Linked DNA regions of Homo sapiens: region 1 is linked to region 2. The links are chromatin contacts, found by Hi-C in ENCODE. All regions are on one chromosome and are shown on one strand. Each heading gives the region's core, a stretch centred on a gene start or an enhancer-like site at or near the end of the contact. The rest is flanking DNA. Distances are from core to core; before and after follow the strand shown.

Region 1 (4,201 bases), core at 246-2,745, 1.7 Mb before region 2:
ACTTGATACACAGGCCTGTGTGCGGGAGGCGGGAGGCCCGGGCCATTTGGGTCTCCCGTTTCTGAATCTGAAAAATGCTAGAATCCATTTTCCCCTCGGTTTTAGGTCAGGTTCCCCAGAAGCAAACTCTGTGGTAAGGAATTGTGTGCAAGCCACGTAGGAATGCCGTGGTCCCGGGAGGTCTGGAAGGGAGTAGGAGGAGGGGACCCAGGAGCCAAGCCAGAGTAAGGTCCTTTGGCAAAATCCCCCTGGGGTGGCTTTGGCCCAATCCTGCAGGAAGGCACTGCAGCGTAAGTTATGCCCCAGGGTCTGTCCAGACTCAGGCAAAGGGAGCGGGGCTTTCACTTTCTGGAATCTGCTCGCCATTGGCTAAGAGCTGGCTGGGGGGACAGGAACCCCAGGCACCTCTCAATTTCTGCTTGCATAGGCAGAACAGCTCCACAGGGGCCGAGTGTGAGAGACAAAGCACCCGGGAGCAAGGGGAGGAGGAAAAGAGTCGTGAGATCTGCAGGGAGCTCAGATGGTCTCTGCACAGTCATTCTCACCGGCACTTGTGGACATCGAGTCTACGATAACTTCATAGTCTCTCCTGCCTGTGCTCAGGACTCCTCGATGTCTCCATTTCTGAACTGGTGGGGGGTTGGAGGGCTGCTCTTCCTGCTGGAATCATAAATCAACATTGTCAGGTGCCAACGTGATGATAAATTGTTGGATGATATGCTGATAACGCATAGCGTTTTCATTTCCTCGGAAAAACAAGGCCAAAGACACTTTCGAATTGCAAATGCCAGCCCCGTTACAGGGGCGGCTGCAAGGAAGGATTTCTGGTCAGCAGATATGGGAAGTCGGCCCGAGAACACAGGCAAAGGAAGTGGGTTTCCTCTGCAGGAATGCAAAGTCACCAACTCCAGGCAGTCCTGGAATGAACCTTACACCTAGAGGCGGCGATGCTTGAATGCGGTGGTTTTCTCTCCCTGCCCTCTTCCTTCTTTCTGTCTAACACACACATATGTAATTGTCTTTTGAGATGTGTATTGGAGTATAGCATGTAGACAGAAAAACGTGCAAAGCAGGACTGTGAAAGGATGAAAGTGAACTCACCCACGTGCCTACCGCTCAGGTCAAGAAACAGAACCTCCCTAGCCCCTTAGAACAGCAGTCCCTAAGCTTTTTGGAACCAGGGACCAGTTTCGTGGAAGATAATTTCTCCGTGGGCCCGGGTCGGGGAGATGGTTTTGAGATGATTCAAGCAGATTACATTTATTGTGCATTATATTTCTATTATTATTACATTATAACATAGAATGAAATAATTCTACAACTTTCATAATGTAGAATCAGTGGGAACCCTGAGCCTGTTTTCCTGCAACTAGAGGGTCCTGTCTGGGGGCGATGAGAGACAGTGGCAGATCATCAGGCATTAGATTCTCATAAGGAGCAAACAACCTAGATCCCTCGCATGCGCGGTTCACAATAGGGTTTGCGCAGTTGATCTGACAGGAGACGGAGCTCAGGCGGTAATGCGAGCGATGGGGAGTGGCTGTAAATACAGATGAAACTTCACCTTCCTGCCCGCTGCTCACTTCCTGCTGAACCTCCCGGTTCCTAACAGGCCAAGAAGTGGTACTGGTACCAGGAGTTGCCTTAGCACGTTCCCTTGTGTCTATTTTTTTTTTTTTGAGATGGAGTCTCACTCTATTGCCCAGTCTGGAGTGCCGTGGTATGATCTTGGCTCACTGCAGCCTCCACTTCCTGGGTTCAAGCGATTCTCTTGCCTCAGCCTCCTGCGTAGCTGGGATTACAGGCGTGTGTTACGATGCCCGGCTAATTTTTTTTTTTTTTTAATTTTTAGTAGAGACGGGGTTTTGCCACGTTGGCCAGGCTGGTCTCGAACTCCTGACTTGCCTCAACCTCTCAAAGTGCTGGGATTACAGGTGTGAGCCCCTGTGCCTGGCCCCTTGTGTCTCTTTTCAGCCACTACCCATTTACCTCTAAGGGAAACTGCTATCGCAACATCAAACACCAGAGATTAGCTTTGCCTGCTGTTTACGCTTTATGGAAACAAAATCACATGGGATGTTCTCTTCACTGACTTAAGGTGACTTTTATGAGATTTGTCCTCATATATTACTATGCATAGTAGCAGTTGGTGCGTTTGCACAGCGGAATATATTTCCCATGTGAATATAGCACAAGTTACCCTTTCCGTTACTGATGGACAGTGGAGCTCATTGCAGTGTGGGCCATTGCAGACAGTGTGCCTATGAATGGTCTGGAACATGTTTTGGGTACACCCGGTATGGGTGCTGCTGGATATACACCGAGTGGAATTGCTGGGTCATGAATGTTTGTATGTTCAACTTGATTAAGGGCTGCCGAAAAGTTCCGAATGGAGGTGTACCTACTTAACCTCTACCAGCAATGTAGGGACCCCGGTTCCTCTCCAACCTCACCAATGCTTGCTATTTGGAACTTCCATTTTTATAACTCAAAAGAGTAGGATCATTAATTTCAATACTCCCCACCTTCAGGGCTGCTGCTACGTTTACAAATTTTTTATTTTTTTTGAGACAGGGTCTTGCTCTGTTGTCCAGGCTGTAGTGCAGTGGCGTGATCATAGCTTACTGCAGCCTCCACCTCCTAGACTCAAGTGATTCTCCTGCCTCAGCCTTTCAAGTAGCAGGGACCACAGGTATGCAATACCATGCCTGGCTAATTTTTAAAATTTTTTTAGAGACAGGGTCTTACTATGTTGCCCAGGCTGGTCTTGAACTCCTGAGCTGAAGTGATCTTCCTTCCTCGTACTCCCAAAGTGCTGGGATTACAGGTGTGAGCCACCACACCTGGCCTGCTGTTAATTCTTGTAACACCTTTGTGTGGATTAAAGAAGGACAGATTATTCCAACTGCTGAACATTTTTGTGACGTGCCATGGAGCATGACATGTGACTGCCCTCTGCTGGAAAACTGGGGAAATTCTTAGTACAAATCTTAGATGCCTAAGAGGACACCTCTTAGGTGTGGTGCCCTTGGGCAGTGCACACTCTAGACGACCATGCATGGTGACCCTGGCTGTTCTCTACTCTTGTCAACACATACTGGAGGTAACGGCGAGGACTGCGGTGGAGGAAGCCCAGTGAAAGTTCACAAAATGGTGGTCCAGGGTTGAATCTGGCCTGCAGTTATGTTTTATTTGACTCACAGTGTTAACAAAAAATATTGGGCCAACATTTTAAAACTAGAGGATGGTGGTTGCCTAAAAACACAGAAAAATTGGCCGGGTGCCGTGGCTCACTCCTGTAATCCCAGCACTTTGGGAGGCCGAGGCGGGCAGATCACCAGAGGTCAGGAGTTCGAGACCTACCTCAACATGGAGAAACACCGTCTCTACTAAAAATACAAAATTAGCCGGGCGTGGTGGTGCATGCCTGTAATCCCAGCTACTCAGGAGGCTGAGGCAGGAGAATTGCTTGAACCTGGGAGGTGGAGGTTGCAGTGAGCCGAGACCGTGTCATTGGACTCCAGCCTGGGCAACAAGTAAGAAATTCCATCTCATAAAAAAAAAAGAAAAAAAAAAAAAAGAAAAATCAGAAAAACCAGAGGCAGAACTAAAGAAATTGGGCCGCCATCCCCAAATTTATATATGTATATAAAATATATATTTTATAATTTTAATTTTTTGAGACAGGGTCTTGCTCTGTCAGCCTGGAGTGTGGTGGCACGATCAGAGCTCACTGCAGCCTCAGCCTCCTGGGCTCAAGTGATTCTCCCACCTCAGCCTCCCAAGTGGCTGGGACTACAGGTGCACACCACCACACCCAGCTAATTCTTCTTCTTCTTCTTCCTTTTTTTTTTTTGAGACAGAGTCTCACTCTGTTACCCAGGCTGGAGTGCAGTGGTGCAATCTGGGCTCACTGCAACCTCTACTCCCGGGTTCAAGTGATTCTCGTGCCTCAGCCTCCCAAGTAGCTGGAGTTACAGGAGTGTACCACCATACCCAGCTAATTTTTGTATTTTTAGCAGAGACGAGATTTTGGCATGTTGCTCAGGCTGGTCTCAAACTCCTGGCCTCAAGTGACCTGCCTGCCTCAGCCTCCCAAAGTGCTGCAATTATAGGTGTGAACCACCGCGCCTGGCCGACTGGCTAATTACAAAATTATTTTTGGTAGAGACAGGATCTCATTATGTTGCCAGGCTGGTCT
Region 2 (4,572 bases), core at 680-3,179:
GATCCTTTGAGCTCAGGAGTTCAAGACCAGCCTGAGCAATATGGCAAAACCCCGTCTCTACAAAAAATATAAAAAATTAATGAGTCAGGTGTGGTGTCAAGCACCTCTGGTCCCAGCTACTCAAGAGGCTGAGGTGAGAGGACCGCTTGCGCCCTGGAGGTTGAGGCTGCAATGAGCTGTGATCCCACCACTGCACTCCAGCCTGGGCAACAAAGCGAGACCCTGTCTCAAATAAAAGAAAAAAGGGCCAGGCGTGGTGGCTCACACCTGTAATCCCAGCACTTTGGGAGGCCAAGGCATGTGGTTCACTTGAGATCAGCAGTTCAAGACCAGCCTTACCAACATGGTGAAACCTTATCTCTACTAAAAATACAAAAATTAGCTGAGCGTGGTGGTGGGCACCTGTTATCTCCAGCCTGGGCGACAGAGAGACTTGGTTTCAAAAAAAAAAAGAAAGAAAAAAAAAAGGAAAAAAACACAGCCCTGGTTTTGCTTCACTCAAGTACATGGAATAAGAAACGCTTGCCTGCTGGCCAAGTGACCCTCCCACAGCGGTCAGGAAGCTTCTAGAACCCGGTTATGTTGGCTGAAAGCAGAAATGGCCAAGTCAACCTCAGTGTGATATTGAGGGGGCTCCTGGGGCTGGAAGCATGCACCCCAAACTTAGACCCCGGCAAAAGGAGTGGGGAAGATGCCGGTGCCATGAGGGCAGGAAGCTGAGTTTGTTGCTAGGGGCCTGGGAGTGTTCCCGGAGGACGGGAGCCCTGTGAGGGGCATCTGGCGGCTGACACTGATGAATGGCTGTGCCGGGCCAGCCTTACCTGGGCAGCCAAGGCCAAAGCTTGGGGGCAGGAGGAGTGGCAGTGACACGGCTGCAGCTGGATGGAATCCGGGGCCTGAACCCCAGCATCCCCTCCCTGACACCCTACAGCTACCCATAGCCGGGGAGGTGGGGAGGTGCCGGCCCTCGGCCCACAATGCTGATCACATCTGTCTGGTTCTGAGGAGGAAATCCAGGACCTAATGAGAACAAATGGCAGCCTGGATAACTCATCTGTGGTCACAGATGAGATTTCCCCACCCGCTGCACCCCTAATTCAGCAGAGGCCATCTATGGGTTTCCTTGTGTGGCATGAGCGACACCTGGTGGTCACAGATGGGAATTTCGAGTCATGTTCTTCAGGCTGCTTGGGACACCCCACCTGGACCCCATCCCACTCTGGGCAAAGGCAAGACCACCACTGAGCTCAGGGTGCACCTGAGACTTGGCCGCAGCAAGGAGATGTAGATACAAGGATCACGTCAGAAGACGTTTCATTCATTCATTCACGTTCCCAAGCATTTAGTGAGCGCATACCAGGTATCAGGAAGAGATGAACAAAATGGTTTTATGAAGTTTGCATCCTAATGAGGAAAGCAGATAACAAGCATGTAAATATCAGATAATTCCTTACTGTTAAGTGCTGTGAGAATTCACAAGGTTCAGAAATTGAGTCAAAAATCTTTCTCAGTACCCTCAATAAGCTTCATCTCAGGCCGGGCGCAGTGGCTCACGCCTGTAATCCCAACACTTCAGGAGGCCGAGGCGGGGTGATAACTTGAGGTCAGGAGTTTGAGACCAGCCTGGCCGACAGTGAAACCCCGTCTCTACCAAAAAATAGAAAAATTAGCCAAGCGTGGTGGCACATGCCTGTAGTCACAACTACTCGGGAGGCTGAGGTGGGAGAATCATTTGAACCTAGGAGGCAGAGGTTGTAGTGAGCTGAGATCTTGCCACTGCACTCCAGCCTGGGCAACAGAGAGAGACTCTATCAAAAAAAAAAAAAGTGTAAGCCTCATCTTAGCTGAATCCCTGGACACTTACCTTGCCACAGGTCCCAGGCCCCAACCTCAGGAACTTTATATGGACTCTTGCGAAAGTGAGGCAGTGGAGTGACTGGGCAACGGATGTGGAATCAGGAAGACCTTGGGTTCCAATCCTGACTCTGCCACCTCCTAATTTTGTGGCCTTGGGCACATTACCTACCTTGTCTCAGCCTGTTTCCTCAACAGAGAAAAATGGGAATTACAACAGGACCTTATTACAGGACCTACCTCCTAGTTACAAAACTTAATGCCATAACTTACGGTCAGAAAAGTGCTTGGAGCATCTCCAGACCCAGAGAACCACTTGCAGTAAATATTAGCTGCTATTGTTATTGATATTACTATTGTGCCGACACTCCAGACCTTCTCCTCCTCCTCCTCTTCCTCCTCTTCCCCTCCCAACCCCAGAAGCCAGGAGAAAGAGGAAGGACCGCAGCCAGTCCCCCCGACCTCTCCCCTCCTTCTCCAGGGCTCTCCGGCCAAGGCTAAGCCAGCCCTTCAGTGGGGGACAAGATGAGTGCGAAATTGCATGTGAGATGGCAGTTTCAGACTCAACCAGACTGGCCTTTCTATTGCCCAGAATTACCCAAGCTGAGGCTAAGGGACAGGAAGCAGAGATTGGAAAGGGCAGGGCTGACGGGAGTGAGTCACTGGTGGGGAGAAAATGAACCACTTCCTGTGTGTTCCCACAGAGGTCAGGGCCCTCAGCAAACAGCGACAGGCTACAGGCTCGTTCTCCGGGCCTGGAGGAGGCTCGGTGCCCAGCGTCTCCGGAGGACTGGCTCTTCCCTCCGCCTGGGGAGTTTGCGGGCCCCAGACACAATCCCCAGGGAGGGGCTCGGCTCTGGACAGCCTTGGCCTCTTTCCCCAGATTTCCCCAGCACTCACACTCTCGGGAGGCTCAGGGTCTGTACTGAGAAGGGCCCTTGCTCGGCGTGGTGCTCTGCTGTGGCTGTTTTGAAATTCGTAATACTTTTTGGACAAGAGGCCCCACATTTTCATTTTGCACAAATTGTGCAGCCGGTCCTGAATCATTGCTGGCTTTCCAAGGTCACAGCCAGCAAATGGAACTAACTCCAGGGCTCCTGGTCATCTGTGCCCCCACAGATACCTTCTGGGGGTCTCTGAGGTCAGGCGCCCTCACCCTCCTCCTTCCCTGGAACACGGGCGACCACTGCCCACTTTGCCGCTGCGGCACCCTGAGCGCCGTGGCCCGTGCAGACCACCAGAGGAAGGATCCCGGGAGCCAGGACAGGGCAAGGAGGTTACTTGTTGGGGCAGAAACATGGCTACTGGTCCCCTAGGGCAGAGAAGACTGCAGGAAGTGGGGAAACCTGCCAGACAGCCACCCTGGGAGAGGAGGAAGACCTGTCATCCAGTAGCAAAAAATGCAAGTTCCGTGGTGGTCTAGCGGTTACAGGGAGGGAAAAAAATGCAAACACTTAGCGAGCACTGCCAAGGCGACCGGCATGTTCTGAGTTCATTCTCTGCATTTACCCCTTTATCTCCACCGGGTCACTTCCGTTTTACAGAATAGAAAACCAAGGGCCGGGTGCGGTGGCGCACACTTATAATCCCAGCACTTTGGGAGGCCGAGGAGGGCGCATTGTGAGGTAAGGAGTTCGAGACCAGCCTGGCCAACATAGTGAAACCCCGTCTCTACTAAAAATACAAAAATTAGCCAGGCGTGATGGCACACAACTGTAATCCCAGCTACTCAGGAGGCTGAGGCAGGGGAATTGCTCAAACCCGGGAGGTGGAGGTTGTGGTGAGCCAAGATCCTGCCACTGCACTCCAGCCTGGGCAACAGAGAGAGACTCCGTCTCGGGAAAAAAAAAAAAAGAAAACAAGGCACAGGGAGGTAAGGAAGTTGTTCAAGAGCCTACAGAGCTAGTGCCTGGCAGAGCTGGGGTCTACGCCAGGATGCACTTTGCACCCTGCCTGTTCTCCATACGTTAACTCGAATCTGTCCAATAACCGTACAGCACTTATTAGTACTGACCGATCATCTGTGATGTCTTAAGGGTAATGGGTAGAATTGTACTTCCTGGGACCTTAGCTGGGAGAGGCATAACTAGTACTGTATTAGTTGGGGGTTCTCCAGAGAAACAAAACCAGTAGGAGATTTTTTTATATGTAATTAATAAATTATGTATACACACACACACACACACACACACACACACTCTCAGCCCCTCATAGCTGCTTGTTCTGCATCTATGGATTCAATCACCCAGGGATGGAAAATATTTCTTAAAATAACAATACAACAATAAAAAATAAACACCTTAAAAATACAATCTAACAACTATATTTATTGATTTATTTATTTTCGAGACCAAGCGTTGCTCTGTTGCCCAGACTGGAGTACATTGGTGCGATCTCAGCTCATTGCAGCCTCCGCCTCCCAGGTTCAAGTGATCCTCCCACCTCAGCCTCCCAAGTAGCTGGGATTACAGGTGAGCACCACCGTGGCTGGCTCAATTTTTCTTTTTCTTTCTTTTTTTTTTTTTTTAAGACAGGGTATCACTCTGTGATGGCACATGCCTCCACGCTTGGCTAATTATTTTGTATTTTTATTAGAGACAGAGTTTCGCCATGTTGGCCAGGCTGGTCTCAAACTCCTGACCTCAAGTGCTCTGCCTGCCTCGACCTCCCACAGTGCTGGAATTACAGGGGTAAGCCACCACACCCGGCCATTATCTT

Evidence for each region. A loop is a pair of places that touch in the nucleus more often than their neighbours do. Pooled maps may share reads with other maps.
Region 1: a loop to region 2 is called in a map of HCT116, with 4 times the contacts of the local background. The contact joins two enhancer-like sites. A Hi-C loop is called at or near these places in 1 of 168 maps with a recorded cell type or tissue (HCT116) and 11 of 50 pooled maps.

Annotation. Positions count from the first base shown.
Region 1 is chr7:4,609,786-4,613,986 of GRCh38, reverse strand. No RefSeq gene overlaps it. Among named protein-coding and RNA genes, the nearest start is that of FOXK1, 70 kb to the left of the region's middle. Within about 2 kb of position 1,495, at least 15 of the 41 ENCODE cell types and tissues checked have a DNase peak (open chromatin) inside an H3K27ac peak, as active enhancers do.
Region 2 is chr7:2,861,777-2,866,348 of GRCh38, reverse strand. No RefSeq gene overlaps it. Among named protein-coding and RNA genes, the nearest start is that of GNA12, 20 kb to the right of the region's middle. RefSeq lists a silencer at 1,654-1,733 and enhancers at 2,511-2,640, 3,289-3,935. Within about 2 kb of position 1,929, at least 39 of the 41 ENCODE cell types and tissues checked have a DNase peak (open chromatin) inside an H3K27ac peak, as active enhancers do.